2 separate regions of the Homo sapiens genome follow, and region 1 is linked to region 2. A link is a loop called in an ENCODE intact Hi-C map of the cell type or tissue named here. Cell type or tissue: PC-9. All regions are shown on one strand. Each heading gives the region's core, and the rest is flanking DNA. Links, peaks and the distances in the headings are about the cores only. Region 1 holds the start of PPP2R2D (protein phosphatase 2 regulatory subunit Bdelta). Region 2 overlaps PWWP2B (PWWP domain containing 2B).

What was found. Peaks named below come from ENCODE experiments on the same cell type or tissue, not always from the same donor. Only the 100,000 strongest peaks of a DNase experiment are listed, where the experiment ranks them.
Region 1: it touches region 2 in a loop (12-fold over the local background); 2 of 110 quality-filtered maps call a loop at or near these places.

The regions. Positions count from the first base shown.
Region 1 is chr10:131,900,272-131,909,679 of GRCh38, reverse strand. PPP2R2D (protein phosphatase 2 regulatory subunit Bdelta) reads right to left here and starts at 8,672. Exons shown (of 9, transcript NM_018461.5): 1 at 8,525-8,672; 2 at 8,350-8,442. The coding sequence starts at 8,531. RefSeq lists silencers at 7,863-7,912, 8,093-8,492, 8,563-9,072 and an enhancer at 9,313-9,408. In PC-9, for the core only: no CTCF peak of the experiment used is centred there; a DNase peak (open chromatin) is centred at 5,809; H3K4me3 peaks cover 1,830 bases.
Region 2 is chr10:132,404,110-132,413,517 of GRCh38, reverse strand. PWWP2B (PWWP domain containing 2B) reads right to left here. Exons shown (of 3, transcript NM_138499.4): 2 at 7,229-8,892. The coding sequence ends at 7,245. Among named protein-coding and RNA genes, the nearest start is that of PWWP2B, 12 kb to the right of the region's middle. RefSeq lists enhancers at 3,895-4,521, 4,522-5,149, 5,150-5,777, 7,662-8,289. In PC-9, for the core only: no CTCF peak of the experiment used is centred there; DNase peaks (open chromatin) are centred at 4,897, 5,447 and 6,087; H3K4me3 peaks cover 1,949 bases; H3K27ac peaks cover 2,930 bases.

The sequences.
Region 1 (9,408 bases), core at 847-8,846, 500 kb after region 2:
TTAGCAAACCACAACCTGGGCGACATCTGGCCAGCTGCCTGTTTTCTGTAGGCATGCTCCTGTGGAAGCAGGGCACAGAGCCACGCCCATCCATCTCTGCAGGGTCTATGGCTGTCTTCCTGCTAAAGGCAGAGTTGAATTCAGTCGTTGCAACAGGGACAGGATGGCCTGAAAGTCTAAGATACTTACCATTTGGCCCTTTACAAAAAAGCTTGGCCACCCCGAAACTAGAGTAAGCCCATTTTCCCAATCTTTATTATTGCAGTAACTTCCTATCTCCATTCTTACCCACCACCATCCACTCTCCAAAGGGCAGAGTGACCTTGTTAAAAACAAAGCTGATGTCGCTCCTCCGCTTAGGATCTGAAAAGCTCACAATCACTCAGAGTCCTGAGCACACGATTCAAGTCCTTTATTCATCATCCTGTGGCCCCAGCCAGCCTCCTGCTCATCACAGCCACTCCCTTTTCTGCCAGAGGACCATGCCAAGCACTGACCTCTCAGAACATACCATGCTCTGTCCAACCTCCACACCAAGCACTCTCCACCTGGAACATTCTCCTCCCCTTCCCTTCCTCCCTCTTCTTATACCCTGATGTCCTCCCCTCCACTCCCTACCCAAGTCTGTGTACTGGGTACTTCTTCACATTGCCTCAGTGTGCTCTGGTCCAGCCATGGTGCAAGGACCCACCTGCTTGTCTGTGTCCAAACAGCGTTTCCTGAAGGCAAGAACTGCATTTCTATTTCCAACAGCCAGCACTAGCAGCCCTTTGGTATGCTGTCGTGAACTTTTCAGATGTGCCAAGCTGAAAGCTGGCCCCTGCATTACCCTTCATTTTTCTTAAACTGGCTCCCTGAAGTGACAGAGTCAGCTATTTTCCTATGCAAGAGGGTCTCTTAAGACAACAGCCTCTGAACAGTTACCAGTTAACGTGTTTGTTTGTCAGAGCTTTCCATACATTTTCTGGAATCTTCACAGCAACCCTGTAATGGTCACAAGTAATAGTACCCGTTTAACAGATGAGAAAAGAGTAAGTAACTTCCCAAGTTAACACAAAGCCTGAAGAGGGTGAAAAAGGGATGTGTACCAAATTCCACGTGCACAATTCCTCTCCATCACCTGGTAATATCATGACATTCCATATGCTGACTGACATCCAGTGGGAGAGACGAGCCTAATAATACATGTGATAAAATAAGGGAACCACAAGCAGGACACAGCCAATTGCTAAACAACATGGAACACAGTGTGAAAGGGAAATCTGGAGTCTAAGACGACACTGAACGCTGAGGGGAGCTGGAGCAGGGACTCGCCAAGTGGGATTGGAGGTGGATTTAGAAGGATCAGCAGGGCTTAGGGAATGGACAGGAAGCAAAATAAATACTCTAGGCAAAGAAAGAAACAGGAGCAAAGATCAAGGGATGGGAATAATCACTGAATAATAACGTAAACATTAAGAGGCCAGGCCCAGTGGAAGGGATCTGGGTAGATGGACATGAAGCAGGTAAGGAAAAACAAGAAACTGCTATTTTTGTGTTTAAATATAGCTAAAACCAAGCCCCAATACTTTAAAATACAAGAGAATTAACAGTTGTATCTAATACTTGAAAAGCACTTTTCAAGTTGCAACAGCACTGCACATTGTTTGATCTTAACAAAAAGCTTCTGATTTAACTTCTAGATAAGCGAGCTGAAGCTCAGAAAGGGGCCCTCAGAGTTGAAAACAGCAGACACAAACCCAACCTGGAACTTCCCATCAGAACAGCAGACTGCTTAAAATCAGGGAACGTGGAAAATCACCAGGTATGATTCAATACCACCACATATCTTGTAAACTTAACTTCACGATGTAACGATGACCAGGCCAGCCTCCTGAGCGTTAAGATGTGGCTGTACTAAGCATGATGAGTCTGTGAATCTTTTTTTTTTTTTTTTGATATGGAGTCTCGCTCTGCTGCCCAGGCTGGAGGTGCAGTGGCGTGATCTCCGCTCACTGCAAGCTCCGCCTCCTGGGTTCATGCCATTCTCCTGCCTCAGCCTCCCCAGTAGCTGGGACTACAGGTGCCCGCGACCACACCCAGCTGATTTTTTGTATTTTTTTTAGTAGAGACGGGGTTTCACCCTGTTAGCCAGGATGGTCTCGATCTCCTGACCTCGTGATCCGCCCGCCTCGGCCTCCCAAAGTGCTGGGATTACAGGCGTGAACCACTGCGCCCGGCGAGTCTGTGAATCTTAAGGCATACAACTGACTTCCTAAAGGCAGAGGCTTCCTATGAAGCTCTCATAAGTCAAACTGCAAAATATTACTAGACTGTTTGCTTGTTTGATGGCCTTCCCCAGAGGATGCTTTCCTGAAGGTTCTCTTCAATGGCACAGATATAAATATTAAGTAAATGAAAATTCTACAATGGAATATAGAAATCAGACCGGAAATAATTCAAATAAGCAGACACCATGTCCCATTAAGACCAAAAAAAAAATATAAATGAATAAATACCAAATGCCCATTATCTGTACACAGAAGAAATCAATAAATATGACTGACAAGTTTTGCATTCACCAACACCGTATTTCATTGATTCTAAGTACATTTCCCCACATCTTAGTATCTCTGAAATTAGATGTAGATTTTATATATACATATAAAAGACATTATAGGAGATTATATATAAAAGACACACCTAATTTCAAAGATTATATATATACATATATAATTATTATTATTTTTTCTTTTTTCTGAGACAAGGTCTCACTCTATTGCCCAGGCTGGAGTGCAGTGGTGCAATCATAGCTCATTGCAGCCTCAACCTCCCTGGCTCAAGCGATGCCCCCACCTCAGCCTCCTGAGTAGCTGGGACTACAGGTGTGTACTACCATACCTGGCAAACGTCCCGAATTTCTTTCTTTTTTTTTTTTTTTTGGTAGAGACAAGATCTCACTATGTTGCCCAGGCTGGTCTCAAATTGCTGGGCTCAAGGGATCCTGCCATCTTGGCCTCCTGAAGTGCTGAGACTACAGGCGTGAGCCACCGAGCCAGACATTATCTTACATTCAATGAAACAGTAACTTTCTGGTGCTGATGCTACAGTTAACTTAATTTTTGTTACCTTTCTGCGACTTAAAATGTTTCTTTCAAAGTACCAATGTAAACTCCCTTGGAAAGGCTATCCTACCAGATTAACCAGATATCTATGTTACTTACATAACTCCCCAGACTCAAGCTTGACTTAAGCAAACAAACCTTTAGTTTTGTTTAGTCTATCTCTTTAGAAACAGGTTAATGTCTAATTCAAAGCAACAGATCATGGATTAAGAAACTGATTAAAGCAAAATCAACAAATAAAACCCCAATACACTTAAAACTACAAATTCTGAGAAGAAAGGAACCAGCTGTTATCAAGCTATAAAGCTATATAAAACCAGGTTCAATATAAGACCCTCCTCCCCCAACCCCTCCCCACGGTTTCTCCATAGGAGCAATTAGTGTAATATATAAAGGAGCAAGACCCATAGCTTCCCTGCAGGTAAGCAGGTTGCAGTCATGTGGAAAGTGACATCACAGGCAAAGGTGCTGCAGCACTTGCTTGACGTGCAGGTGTTTCACTTACTTACTGTCTCTGTGGTATCTACTCTTCAAATAGTTTGAGAATTGGTTGGAAAGTGATGCTATTCTTGAATCCTTGTTACTAATCTTCTATCATTTTGACACAGACTTCCTTTAAAGGCATTCCATTTTCATTTGCCTTCAAAAGCATTTTCACACGCCTCTTGGTAGTAAGATTTTCACCGAGCTTTAGAAGAACAGCTCCATCCCAAGGCTGGACGGCCGCATGCCACAGTGGGGCTTCATCAGTACTGTGCTGGCTGCAAATGGTCGCTGAAGCAGTACAGCGCTCCACGGCTCTGCGGCCAGTCGGCGTGGCTCCAAACCCTGGCCCTGCCATACACTCGCTTTGTGACCCAGGTTAATTGCTCCCACGCCTCGGATTCTGCATCTGAGACTGGGAAGAACAGTATTTCCTTCCTTCTTCGGTGGTGTGAAGATTCACTGACATAGGAAAAGCACTGCGAGCAATCTCTAGCACAGAATGACCACTCAGCAACTGTTACCTATCATGACCTTCGTGCTGGGTCCTCTACAAGGGCTGGGGTGGGAAGGGGGACAGCCAGCCTTCAAGCTTGAGGAGCTCAGTCTACCAGAGAGAGAAGCAAAGGATGAAATACCATGTGACATTGCAAAACACATCACATGCTGAATGAAGTACGTTCCAGGAGAGGGAGCAGGGGCTGGGTGAAGGTGATTCCATAACATGCAGAAAAAATCTGCACAACAGTTAACAATTTCCAGAAAGGAGCCACCGTTTAGAACCGCAACATCGTGGAATTAGAAGCTAACAAACAACTTTTCTACTTGCTTCCTGCTGGAAGCCCCCTGGTTTTACTATTTTAACTCTTGGTCAACTCAGCATATAAACTCACCTAGTCCCACCTTCCAGCAAAGGGAGGAGATGCAAGTCACCACTGACTGCTGCTTATACACCTGCTCATCAGCAGGACACTTAATAACTTCCTTGTGAGCTCAGCTCTACTCCTACCTGCAGGGGGATGGGAAGTCTGATGACCCAGTGGAATCACAACTCTTAGCAAAATGACCTGACCCATAGCTAAACCCAATTCTTTTAAAAAAAAAAGGGGGGTGGGGTGCGCATCAAATTTTACATAGGCCAGCACTTTCACCATAGGTTGATTCTGATTCCCCAGCCCAAAACTATTAGTTTTAAAAACAAAACAGAAATCAAAACAAAAACCAAAGGCTTTTCTATGTCACTCACTTCATGACCTCCAAAGTCAGGAGTGCCTACTCCTAGCCCTGCACCACTTCCTGTGCACTGGGCATCACCCCACTGAAGTCAGGAGAGGACCCAGGCCTTAATCTCTAAGGCTCCTTCTCCTTACCCATTGCAGAGAGGGCAGAAAGACGGCCAGAGTGCAGGGCTGTAGTAAAGCTCTACAGAGCTGAACTTGGCCCAGAACAAAACCTTCAAGAACAAAATGCCTCACAAGCCACAAATCTAAACAAACAAAATCTGCTATACCTTAAGTTCTACAGCCTGAGCAGCAGTGCACGATAAAAACCCCTGTGAACTGCCCATCTCTCTTTTTTTTTTTGAGACAAAGTCTTGCTCTGTCGCCCAGGCTGGAGTGCAGTGGCACGATCTCGGCTCACTGCAAGCTCTGCCTCCCGGGTTCATGCCATTCTCCTGCCTCAGCCTCCCAAGTAGCTGGGACTGCAGGCGCCCGCCATCACACCCGGCTAATTTTTGTATTTTTAGTAGAGACGGGGTTTCACCGTGTTAGCCAGGATGGTCTCGATCTCCTGACCTTGTGATCTGCCTGCCTCGGCCTCCCAAAGTGCTGGGATTACAAGCGTGAGCCACTGCGCCCGGCCATCTCTCTCCTTTTTTTTTTTTTTTTGAGACGGAGTCTCGCTCTGACGCCCAGGCTGGAGTGCAATGGCACCATCTCGCCTCACTGCAACCTCCACCTCCCAGGTTTAAGCAATCCTCCTGTCTCAGTCTCCTGAGGAGCTGGAATTACAGGCCGGCCCTGCCACGCCTGGCTAATTTTTGTATTTTTAGTAGAGATGGGGTTTCGCCATATTGGCCAGGCTAGTCTCAAACTCCTGACCTCAAGTGATCCACCCGCCTCAGCCTCCCAGAGTGCTGGGGTTACAGGTGTGAGTCACCGTACCCAGCCACCCATCTCTTATCTCTCACCAACATCTCTCCCTCAAGGTTGCGTTTGGGCATGACCAGCTTCTTGATCCTTGCTGCTCAGCAATCCCTGGTGACTAACGACTACACTTCCCTTCATCATCACTGACTCTCTGGTGTTAATACAAAGCAACGGTATCACAACTATGGGACAAATCGATGGTGACTTATAAATGTGTTAATCTGGATGGGTTACTATGGCCAAAGCATACATGGATTAAAATAGACAGCTCTGAATACACAGAATAACCAAAACACATGCAGATAATTACCACAAAGCAATGTTACAAAAGAAACCACGACAACTCGAAATACCAAACTTTTGGATTTACTCAAAATTTAACTTAAAATAGGGATTTAAAACTGCAAAAAGTTCCCATCAGTTTAATTCAGAGAACAAAGTATTTGTCAAGATTTTTTTTTTTTTTTTTTTTTTTTGAGATGGAGCCTTGTTCTATTGTCCAGGCTGGAGGGCAATGGCACGATCTCCACTCACTGCAACCTCCACCACCCGGGTTCAAGTGATTCTCCTGCCTCAGCCTCCCAGGTAGCTGGGATTACATGCATGTGCCACCACGCCCGGCTAACTTCTGTATTTTTAGCAGAGACGGGGTTTCACTGTGTTGGCCAGGCTGGTCTCAAACTCCTGACCTCAAGTGATCTGTCCACCTTGGCCTCCCAAAGTGCTGGAATTATAGGCATGAGCCACAACACCCGGCCCAAGATTTTTTTTAAAGAAAGAATACTATTTTCATATGTGTACAGTCACATTTAAAATATACTACCTTAGTTATACTTAAATTTTAATTCATTCAGCTTATCAATAATTTTTTTTTTTTTAAGTAAAGAAACCAGGCAGGTGCGGTGGCTCACGCCTATAATCTCAGCACCTTGGGAGACTGACGTGGGCAGACCACTTGAGCCCAGGAGTTCAAGACCAGCCTGGGCAACATGGCGAAATCCCCTACAACAATACAAAAATTAGCCTGGTGTGGTGGTGCACGCGTGTGTGTGGTCCTAGCTACTTCAGAGACTGAGGTGGGCGAATCGCTTGAGCCTAGGAGGCAGAGGTTGCAGTGAGCCCAGATCGCACCACTGCACTCCATCCAGCCTGGGCTACAAAGTGAGACCCTGTCTCCAAAAAACAAAATAAAGAGTTAACAGAAATTAAGGCAAGCATTAAGCCCTCTCACTTTCCTACTCCCAAACAAGTTTTGCTTTACTTGCGACAGAAATCACACTTGAGTAAGGCTGAACTGTCACTTGCTTAGCATATGCAAAATCAAACAAAAAAAGTAATGCATTTTAAAGAAATAAAATCAATAAACTTTTTAGATCACATAAAATGCACCTAGTTTTAATCTCAAACCATATATATTACGCATTTCTTAGAGCCCAGTTTCACCTGCTTAATAACCTAGGCCCTGTTTGTCCCAGGGGGCGCAGAATCTCCAGATGTCCTCAGGGGTCATGTGCCAAACCAGACACTGCCAGGGAGAGGTACAGGGTAGGGAAGAGGGAGTAAAAGTTCACGGGGTTGGGGGGGCCGAGATGGAGGGAAGTGAACAGGACGTCTGACAAGGGGCTTTTAGTAACTTGAGGCAGGGAAGGTGTATTTGGTGCAAACACCAATCATTTTTAAGAAAAGGTTAAAGGTTTACAATGTTCAGTAAGATGTATGAACAACAACAAAAAAGTCACTATGACTCTGAATCTGAAATATTAATCAAACTTCTAAGACTCGACCAAGTTCTCCATTCAACGGTGAAAAAGGAAAGCTACATAGCTTTTTAACTTTAAGGTGACAGGTAAGCTTCATGGGAAGCTGGGGTGGGAGGCACTTCCCAGTTCCCTCCCACCACCCTAAAACTTTGTGCCTGGGCCAATTTGAGAGTATGATTTAAGGAAAAGACCAGTGAACTTCAAGTAATACCATGAAGTTCAAGACTAAAATCTGGAATAGAGACCTTAAAATATATCAGTAGAGAAAGTAGCAGTACCTCACAGTAAAATTCAAGGATTTTAGAACCGCAGAAAGCAGACCTTAAGAATCAGGGAGCCGAGGCAACCAGCTCGCTCAAGAGCGCACCGCCGATGAAACGCAGAGCCTGGTGGGGGCCGAGGCCCCGACCCAGCCCTAGGCGCGTTCCCAGCCTCTGGGCCATTGTGCCGCGCTGCCCGAGCGCACGATATGGACTCCGTTCCCGTCCCCGGCTCCGCCGCGGTCTCCTCAGTTCCGCCCCAGGCAGGAGGCAGCCCCGGGCTTCGGTTCCGCCCCGGGCAGGAGGCAGCCCCAGGCGCTGGGTTCGGAGGACCCGGCCGCCCGTGACCTTGGTGACTTACATAAGTCCCGCCGCGGGCCCGACGCCTCCGCCCGTGCCCCGCGGGCCGGGACAGCGGACAGAGGACGGCCGCCCCCCGATCACGGCCCCCAGCTCGGCCCCTGGCCCCTGCCCCGCCCGGCCCCCATCCTCCTGCCTGCCTTCCACGGACGCTTGGGGCCCGGAGGCCGCGCGCGGCCGGGCTGGGAGCTGTCCGCGAGGGTCCCGGGGCGGGGCGCGGCGCGGGGCTCACCTTCGGCCACGTCCTCGTCGATGGCCCCCTTGACCTGCGAGAAGCACCACTGGAAGTCGTTGCCGCCCGCGGGGCAGCCGCCGCCTCCGGCTCCTGCAAACACAACGGGGCGGTCAGGCCGGCCGCGGCCCCCGCCCGCCCCCGTGGTCCCCGCCGGCCCGCGCAGACCCCTCACCTGCCATGGCAGCCGGCGGCGGGACGGGCGGGGACCGCGGCAGACCAGGGAGACGGCCTCCGCGCCGCTGCAGCCGAGCGCTCAGCCCCGGGGCCGCCACCACCGCCGGCGCCGCCGCCGCCGCCGCCGCCGCCGGGGAGGGATTTTTTTCCCTTTTCAAAATGGCGCCCAATGCCCGTCGCCCCGCTCGATGACGTCATCGCCCTCCGCCTCCTCGGACGGGCAGCGGACGGGGCGGGCCGCGGGGGCTGCCGGGGGCGCCCAATGCGCCTGCGCCCGGCGCCGCTCGGCTGTAGGGGGGAAGGGACGCCTGGGCGACTGCGGAGGGAAGCCGGGGTCGCCGGGCGCAGGCCAGCTCCTCGGCCCTCGGCCCTAGGCCTCCCGCAGTGGTCCGGTGTGCACCCGGCGCTCCCCAGAAGACTAGCGCCGCCGGCCGCCCCTACTCTCCGGGGACTCCCGGAGAGCCTAAGCTGCGGCCGGACACGCCTTCAGGGCGCCGCTTGGCCGGACACGCCCCCATCCCGCATCGGCCAATGGAAACGTGGGTTCTCCGTGGAACCGCCAATGGAGGACGCGCTTGGCGGCGGTGGGCGGGCATGTGGGCCGGCCTCACCTGAGCGCGCCGTACCTGAGCGCTGCCTCCCGCCCACTGCCCCCGACGCGGAGTCTCGCTCTGTTCCCCGGGCTGGAGTGCGGGGGCGCGATCTCGACTCCCTAAAAGCCTCGACCTCCTGGGCTCAATCCATCCTACTGCTTCAGCCTCGGAAGTAGCTGCGAGCACAGGCACGCGCCGCCAGGCTCGCTGATTTTTAAATTTTTTGTAGAGACGGGGGTCTATGTTGCTCAGGCTGGTCTCGAACTCCTGGGCTCGAGCCATCTGCCGG
Region 2 (9,408 bases), core at 788-8,787:
TGTGTTCTGAGGTCATGACTTTGCCACAGAGAGAGGGATGTGACACATACCCCAAAGGGCCAGACCCCAGGACAAAAAGACGGGCAGGGCGAGCTCAGGCGTTCACTGCCACCACCCACCGGGACGCCCGCGGGCACCCTCCTTGGTGGGAGGTGCTAGGGTCCTTTTCTTCCGAAACTATCATACTGCATCAGAATAGTATTACATATATTATTTTCAGTAATATGTGACATTATGTTGTTATATTTTAAATATTTTACACACCTATATTACATGTTGATATAGATATATTAACCTTTACATCTATAAAATTGATCATGTTAACATTAAACGTCAAGATTTCCGGCATCAGACACAAAAGTGAATCCTAGCTGTGTTGACTGCAAAGGTTTAGAAACAGCAGCGGCCCGAGGGGCAGAAAGCAGGAAGCAGAGCTCCCAGGGACGTGGCTGCCTCAGGCCTGAGCCAGAAAACGCACAGTGAGCCCAGATGACGTGGCACGGCGGGGGCAAAGATGCCAGCAGGCTGCTGTGGTCACCACAGGACACTGGCGCTGGCCTCCGCCAGCTGACCCAAGATGGCACCGTCTGAGCATGGAAAGAATAGCACTTGTGTGGATCGAACCCAACTAGATATGTTAGCAAACATGTGCGCTTTCACGAGACACACACGCTCAGGAGGGACTCCTCGGCCACGCTGGAAGGAGCTGGGGAACCAGCCCCCACATCTACCCTGGCCTCCATGAGAATTCTCTGCAAGCGGGGGGTGGCCGCAAGTCTTGGTGCAGTGCCACTGAAAGCTGGTAAGGAAAGAGGCTTTTCTGCAAGAATTCCAGTGAGTAAATGAAGACCAGGGCCAGCACCTCGTAATCCCTCCTGAAAGAGCAAATCTTAAAGTGATCACCAACGGTAGGCGGAGCCCCAGGGTGAAAACCTGGGTGAACTTGATCGGGAACGGATTAGGCCAACAACCCCAAGCCCACAACCAACCCCCGGGTCTCCAGGAGAGAACAGCCTCCTGCCGGGCAGGAGCTCCCACGGCCCCTGAAGGGGTCCTGGTAAGAGAGTGAGCCCCATGGAGTGCAGGAAGTCCCACCCTCCACTCCCAATCCTCTGACATGGGGCACATGCCCTGTCCAGGGCATTGAAGCCCGGTGGGGTCAGGGGCAAGGATTTGGAGCTGAAGGTGAGACCCAGGAAGCAAGTAGGAGGTCTGGCAACAGGTCCGCATAGTATTAGGGCATCTCACCAGAGGTGGGCACAACGCTTGGCTTTGAAGGCATGGGTGAGCAGGGGCCTCCAGCAGTGTCCCCCCACACTGGGAAAGTCCCCCATGTCCCAGGCATCTGACCCCCTGAGAAGCAACTCCAAACACCCCAGCACCTGCCCGCCTGCCCCACCAACATGGCCTCAATGCCCAAGCTGCTGGCTGGGAGGAAGCGGCAAGGACCGGCTGCCCGGCTGCTGGGAGCCAGGAGGTAGGGCGGGGCCTGAGCCCCTGCAGCAGGCTCAGAATTACAGGCCTCTGTTTCCTTCTGGAACAAAATAATTACAACCTTCACGTGGGACCTGAATTCCCTGAAAGCAACGCAGGGAAGTCAGCTGAGAAACCCGTCCTCAGAAGCAGAAGAGCGTTTTTATTTAGAGTTGGAGGAAGAGAAAAGCAAGTTTTGTGCAGGAAGCTCAAGGACGCTGTTCTAAAAGGAAAACATCAATCAGAAAAGCCGAAGCCTGGAGACGGCGGCGTCGCTGCTTCTGGCCCGGAGACTCCAGTGAGCACCACACTCTCCCAAGTCCCGGCAGCGGCTCCTGCCGACTCAGCACTCCAGTGCCGGGCAGCTTCCTGATTATTATCTTTATTTCCCAGGAGAAATCAACATTATGAAGCTGAAGGTCGGAAGCGGCCCATGCTGCCCCCATGGCCTGTGCACAGCGGACCTTTCTGAAGCAGTGGGTCCCTCCCTTGCCCCACGGGCCCCTGGGCTGAAGCCCATCTCCACCCCTGCTTCCTGGGGCCTTCCCTTCTGTCGGACATGAGGCTCGGGTGGACCCTGGGCTGTGCCCGCGCTGCCCACACAACCGCTGGGGATGTGGAGTGAATGAGACCGGGTGCTCCTCGTCCTGGGAGCCTGGGAATGGCACCTTCTGCCACATCGTGTTTGCGTTGTGATTAAAGGGTTTCCAGATGAGCGGCCCCTCCCGCGCTATCTACGGGTCCCCAGATGCCACCAGGGTACTTCGAAGAGGCAGCGGCCTTGAGCCCATGGAGGCAGAGCCTGGGGCGACGTGGTCATGAGAGGGGGAAGCCTGGACCCCCAGGTCTGTGGAGGCAAGAGGGATTCTTGTCTGGAGCTGAAGGCGCACAGCCCTGCTCGCCTTGACTCAAGCTCCTGACCCCCAGAGGCGTGGGAATAAACGCCTGTGGTCTCAGAGCCCCAGTGTGTGGAGGTTTGTTACAGCAGCTACAGGAAACTCACAGAAGACAAGGACGACCCCAGGAACACTGACCGTCCAGTGGCGCAGAAACCCCGTGCTCCCAACTGCTGACGGAGGCTGTGCTGGGTACGCCCCCAAAAGTCCCCTGCCAGGGCAGGAGGGGAAAGGGTTGGGCCCCTGGGGCCACAGGAGGCTGGACCCCTCCAGCCTGCACTGTCTGGAAGCTGTGAAATCTCCCCCTTGCCCAAGAGGCCGGGACACCAGGAGAGCATTGAGTCCCCACTTCAGGGAGGTGCCCAGCTTCCAGTCCGCACGTCGGTGGAGCACGGCCTGCCCTGGCCACGACAGGGAAGCACAGGAGGTGCCTGTGCAGGACCAAGTGCCCCGTCGGCCCTCACAGCTCCCAGGACCAGGTGCCCCGTTGGCCCTCACGGCTCCCAGGACCAGGTGTCCCCATTGGCCCTCATGGCTCCCAAAACACCAGGCAGCCCGCCGCCCCTCTGGGCACGCCCCCCTCCCCTGCAGTGGTGCTGAGGTGCAGGACGGGCAAGGTCCCGAGCCCCTCAGGTCCTCCCCACACGGCTGGCCAGTGCCACCCACTCTCCGCCACCCTCCTTCCTGCTCCCGCACAGTGCACACATCCAGTCACCTGTCATCTCCACCTGCCTCTGCTGCTCCAAAGCCTCTGCCTCAAGCAGCCAGTCTGTGGAGCTCCCCGCCAAGCATTGTCCTGGCCCAGGTCCCCCCCGATGAATACGGATCCTTGCCCCCAGCCCTCTGCCTGACCCGCCTCTGAGCTTTCCCCTGAGATGCCTCCAGCCAGGCCTCAGGCACCTCCCGAGAACTGGAGCCACCCCTGAGGATGCGGGGCACAGACCGTGGCTCCCCTAGTTCCAGGAGCGACACCTGCACACCGCCCAGCCTCCCCGTCCCCCGTCACTCTCCCTGTCCTCACAGCTGGAGGTCACTGCTTTTATTTGTAAAGCTATCAGATTTTTTTAAAGTTTCATTTTATTTTTAACTGACAAATAATAACAAGACCATCTCACTCCTCTGTCTGTAATTCTCCAACAGCACCCAGAGTCTGTGCCTTGGCCCACCGGGCCCCCTGACCACCTCCGCAACCCCTGGAACATGCCCTGCCCTCCTCCTGCCTAGAACACTTGCCCCCACCCTCACCCCATCAGCTCCTGATTAGCTCACCATTCAGATCCTGGCTCCTGCCACCTCCTCCAGGAAGCCTTCCCGGATCCCAGTCCAGGCCAGGTTTCTCGCTGGATGCTCTGCTTCAAGCCCCTCTTCCCTTCCTTCTCAGCAGTTCCTGTGTGTGATTATGCACTAATTTGGGAACTGGTGATTCACAGCCCTCCCCATTTGGCCCCCTTCTAGCCTGGGCCCAGTGGAGTGCTTGGCCCTCAGTAGAGGTGTGGGTGGGTGGGTGGGTGGGTGGGTGGTGAGGGAGAGACCAGGGGAGCAGAGAGAGGACCTTGAGCCTGGACAGGGGCAGGACCCCAGCCCGAGGCCCTGGGGCTCACCCTGGGGAGGAGCTGCCTTCCCCTCTCAGGCTCGGTGGGCCCAGGCGGTGGTGGGGGTGTGGGTGGCATTGCCTTCTCTGGGTCCCCATTCCCAGCTGCAGGACAAGCCTGGCCAGGCAGCTCCTGCTGGGCCCCTGACCCTGCATGTCCGGTGCCTGCACCTGAAGCAGGAGGCTGCTCCCAGGCACAGTAACCCCAGAGCCTGGTCTCCACCACCTGCCCCCGCCCCGGACCTCAGCTCTAATCCCATGGGGTCCCTGTGGGTGTAGGAGAAGTCCCAGGGAACGGCCTCTCCTGCCAGCCTGAGAGGGCACAGTGGTCACCTCCAAGGGCAGCGGCCACAGGCCATTCACAGGCCCTGGAGCCGGCCGTGACCACCGGGGTGGAGTGCGGCTCACTCAGAGGCGGGACCTGTTGTTACCCTGGGAGCGGTGAACAAACAGGCTCAGAGGTGTTGGCTCCCTGAGACCGCAACAGCAGGTGACCGGCTGGGACAAGGCCCAACGGCCTCTATTCCTGCACAGGAGGCCAGCCCAGCCTCGGCGCACCTCCATCAGGACCTCACACGGAGGGGTGCCCAAGTGTGTCACAGCCATGCGTCCTGGCGCGGCCCCTGCTGAGGCCGATGTGCCCGTCCCTTGTGCCAGCCAGGCTGCCTCTTGGCACTGCCGGCCACAGGCCCAATGCCCTGGCACCCTGTGGTCTGTGGGGCATCCGCCTACCCCTGAGCAGGGCCTCCAGCCCCGCAGCAAGCTGAGAGAGAGTGAGGGGTCTCTCATGGGTAGATGCTGGGCTCAGTGTCCCTGCAACGGAGCCGATCTCGTGGTGCCTGCGGTGACTGCTCCTTGACAAGTGCCTCAGGCAGCAGACACCCACAAACCTCAGGAAGCTTCTGACACCGCCCAGCCATCCCCGTCCTCATCCTCGGGCAGCTGCAGGAGCGGCTGGGGCCAGGCCAGGGTGGCCGGTGGGCGGGAGCTGGGAGGACGACCTTCCCCGGAAGGCCTCCCTGCCCGAGCTCCAGCCCCCACACCAGCCTCCTCCTCCCGCCCCTCCCTCGGGCATGGCCAGCAGCGCCCCACACCTCACTCAGCCTCTGCTCAGAGAGGCGCCTTCACGATGGTGGTGGCGGGTCCCCCTTCCCAGGAAAGGCAGGTACCCCCGCATTTCCCCTACAAAGAGCAGACCAGAGGTGCGCTGCTGACACTTCAAAGCAAACGTGTCCCTCAAGGACCACCAACCCCACAGAGGGCGGGAGATCCCAGGCCCCACGAGACACCAGCTCTGATCACACTGAGCACTTGGTCTTTAGCCCTCAGGAAATAAGACCAAAAAGCCAACCAGGCACACACCACTCTGCGCTTTGGTGCTGAAAGGATCCGGCACCCCCACTCCCAGAGCAGGGGGCTGGTCCCGGCGCAGGCCCCGTGTGCAGGCACTGCCCCCCGTGGAGGCAGGCAAACCCGTCTGGTGAGATTCTTCCTCCACTTCCGGATAAACACAGCCGGCCCTGAGCCTGCAAGACTGTGTCCTCCCGTCCTCCCTCCCGGCTGGGCACTCCCTGCCAGCCAAGGCCTCAGGCCTCACTTGGAGACGTCCTGCGTGGGGGGATGTCATGCCTCGCAAATGCCTGAGTCCAGAACTCGGGGAGGGCCCCCCAGGACAGCAGACGGGAGTCCTCTGACCCTCCTCCTACCCCTCAGAAGATGGTGCCCTGGCTTGAGACACTCCCCAGACTCAAGCTGAGAGACGGCACCCACACCCACTCGCCAACAAGGCACCTGCCCCACGCCTGCCCCAAGGCCCCAGAACTGATCAGAAAAGGGCCTGGTTCCTGGGGCGGGGGGAGCAGCCAGGTTTGTGCCTGGCCTCAGGAGAGCAAGGCAGATGCAGCCGGGTGGCTGGAGGGAGGGGGTGAGGCCAGGCCAGAGCCTGGGCAGCCAGGCAGCCTGGGGACCCTGGGGACCCTGGCTCAACCACAGTGGTCTCTCATCACTGCTTCCGCCGGAACCCCAATACGCAGGGTGCAGCAGTGGAGGGGCACCAGGCGCTCCAGTCCCCGCCCCCAACAAAGGCCCGAGGACGGTCACCTGGGAAACTCTAAGGCCTCTGGGCAGGTGGCCAGGGAAGACAAGGTCACCAGACGTCACCAAGGCCTAGGCGGAGCCCTGCCCCTGCCCTCTGCGTACAGCCCCTGGCCCTGGAATCTCTGCATCCATGGGGTGGTTAGGCCATGGAGCCAGGAAGAAGAGCACAGAGGGCCACCAGCTGCCCCCACCCAGAAAGGACTGCTCCCTGGCCTGCCTTCTCCTGCTGGGAAGACAAGAGGGGCATCTAGGAGGTGCTGAGAAGGCCTCTGGAGCTGGGAGAGTGGCCTTCAGGAGCTCAGGGCAGAAAACAGCCCCTCGGCAGGCTCCGGATGCCCCACGTGGTGATTACAGGGGCATGGGTGGTGCCCCCAGCCCCACAAGGTGACACCCCCACACCTCCACACAGCGTAGTGCCCCCCAGGCACAGAGAATCCACACAAGGCCTGGCTGGAGATTCTAGAAAGTGCTCGTAGTAGAGGCCGACAGTGAGACGCCGTCCCCGGGAACAGGCCCCCACACCATGTCCCAGGTCCCGGGCGCCTGGCCACGCACACAGCCTGCTGACGACGGAGTGCGCACTGACCCAGGAGGAAGATTTGGGGGGTCACAGGGGGCAGGGCTGGGCCAGTCTGGGGAGTTGGGGTGGGGGCTTCATCTGAGGGTGGGAAGCTCACCTCGCCCTCCCTCCTTTAATGTCCTGGGATGGCCTATCCGCGTGCAGGAGGAGGGAGATGCCCGCTCTGATCTTTGGAAAGAGCAGTGAGAGTTTGTTCCCTGAGTGAGTAACGCAAGACAGGGCCTCAGCCTGGGCTCTCCCCTCCCCAGGATCCGTCAAACCACATCCCTGACTCCAAACAACGACTGAGAGCATGAGAAGCTCCCTTCCGGCCTTTGAAAAATGGCTGCCAAACACAAACTCGCTGTGTGCTTCCAACAAGCACCAGCGGTGGCTGGCCTCCTTGCAGTGCGCCTCTTGTGTGAATCAGAAGCGCAGATGGCATCACCAGTGAGGGCAACCATTTTCCAGACGGCTGGGGCCCCAAGCAAGCCAGCTGAGGGGCACAGGCGGCGGCTCCCTGGGCCTCAGGGCCCGGAGCAGAGGCATGGCCTGGACACAGGTGTGAGCTTGGGCCGCTGGGGGGAAGGAGGCTGCCGCTGGCACACTCACCTGGTCAGGGAACCAGTTACGTTTCAAACTGGGTTAAGAGCTCCCTGATTTCCGGGGCCACGTGTCTTGCGGCATTTGCAGCCTCGGTTATAGCTTTCCGATACATCCCCTTCTTCTTACGATTAAATCTCAGTTTGAAAAATTCAGAGAAAGGGGAGAGTTTTGAAATAGACAAGAACGACGTAGTCGGAGAACCAAACCACGAGACCTTCGCTTCTCGCCAAGACGGCTCTCCGTCCTCCTTCTGGCCGAGACTGATGTCAAGAACACGCGCCGGCCACCAAGGAAAACCATGGATCTTACCCCAGACGATGTCCCCCACGGCCACAGTCCTGCCGTCCTCCGTGATGCACTCCGACACGCTCTGTGTGTGCAGCCTGACCGTCAGGGGCGGCACCGTTTGGCGAGCCTCTCTGGACACCGAGGGCGCTGACGCGCCGTGGCCAGGCGAGAGGTCACCCGTGTCTGCCGGCGTCCCTTCCGAGCCGGACGATCTGGCCTCGTCCAGGCTGTCGCTGCTGCACGCCGACTCACTGGCACAGTCCGCTCTCCCCTCAGGGCAGCTGACGAGAAAAGCCAAGCCCTCGCGTCCCTGTGGACCCTGGGGACAGCTCTTGAAGTCATCGTCCTCACCCGAACTTCCAGAAGACAAGTCCGCCAGCCCACCGGCAGGGCCGTCCGCACAGGGCGCCGGCGAGCTGTCCCGCAGGTACCCGTTCAGCTCCCCCACCAGCTCGGCCCGGTACACGGGCTCGTGCTCGCTGTCCCCCAGACGGTGGGGCTTCAGGCGGATCTTAGGGGGCGGCAGGTCCGCGCCGGCCGGCACAGGCCGTGTCAGTTTCAACTTGGGGATGGAGGCCGAGGGCGCGCAGGACGGCCGGTCCCGGGACTCTCTGTCCAGCACCTCGGGGTCCTGGCTGCCGTCGTCCTGCGGGGCCTGCTGGGGACGGAAGGGCTCCAGAGAGCCGTGCACGCGGGAGGGGATCTTGACCACCTCTCCCTTGCCCTGGGGCGTGCTGTAGGAGATCTTGATGACCGGGCTCCGCGGGACCTGCTCTGCCGGGGCCCTGTCCTCCTCGCGCCTCTCCCTCTTGCTCCTCCTGGCGGTGGCCGCAGCCGTGGGCTCGCCGTTCTCCGGCTCCTCCGGCTTGCGGAGCTCCCTGTCCGGGCCGCTGCCCAGCCTCCTGCGGGCCCTGGGCGCGGCTGGGGGTCCGGGGCTGGCCTCCGGGGGGCTCAGCGTGCTCTTGCACTTCTCACAGAGCACCTGGCGCGGCCGCAGGCGGATGGTGCTGAGGATGAGGCGCCCCGGGTCGCGGTTGCGGGACAGACGCCGCCGCGTGCGCTTGATGGTCCTGGGCGGCGGCTGGGGCACCCACAGCTTGTACGTGTCCCGGAGCCACAGCGGGTGAGGGAAGGGGGCGCCTTCGAAGTAGGGAGGGTACGGGGGCAGGCTTCCGGCGGGCAGCGGCGGCACGAGGGGCGGGGGTGGCTCGGGGCGGGTGGTCTCGGGGGGCTGAACCCCGCGGGCAGGAGGGGGGGAGCTGGACCCCAGCTGCATCACCTCTGCATCCCCCTCCTCGGGAGCCCGGCCATGGCTGTCGTTGACAGGGGACTCATCGACCTGGGGCAGCGGAGCCAACGGGGGTAGGCCAAAGAGGCCGGACCTGGCAATGGAGAGAGAGAAACCACAGTGAGAAGGGACCCTGGCACATCTGCCACCCGCACCAGCCCCCAGAGCCAAGGCCCCCGACCCATGCTCCGGCAGGTCTGGGCAGCGAGCCATGCCCTGAGTCCAGGGCTGTATTTCAGGACGGTAAACCAATGCCCATGCTCCCTACGTATGTCCTGGGTTGGACACAGCAGGGCAAGACATGTGCCTTCCAAAGCCAAGCAGCATATGGCCGGGAGGTCAGCTGCTTCCCTGGCCAGAGACAGGCCCAGAGGCTCCGAATCTCAGTCCATGGCCCCAGGGGACATGTGGACCCCAGCAGGAATGCTCCCAGGAGGCCTGACCTGGCCCGGGGAGGGGTCTGGCTGCTTGTGACCCATGGCCCTGGACCCCAAAACTCAGGCTCCTTGCTCACAGGCTCAGCCGTTCCCTCCTCTCCGAGGGGCTGGGGGACTCAGGGAAGACAACCCCTAGGGCCAGGCAACGCTTCAACCCCCAAAGCAAGCCCCTG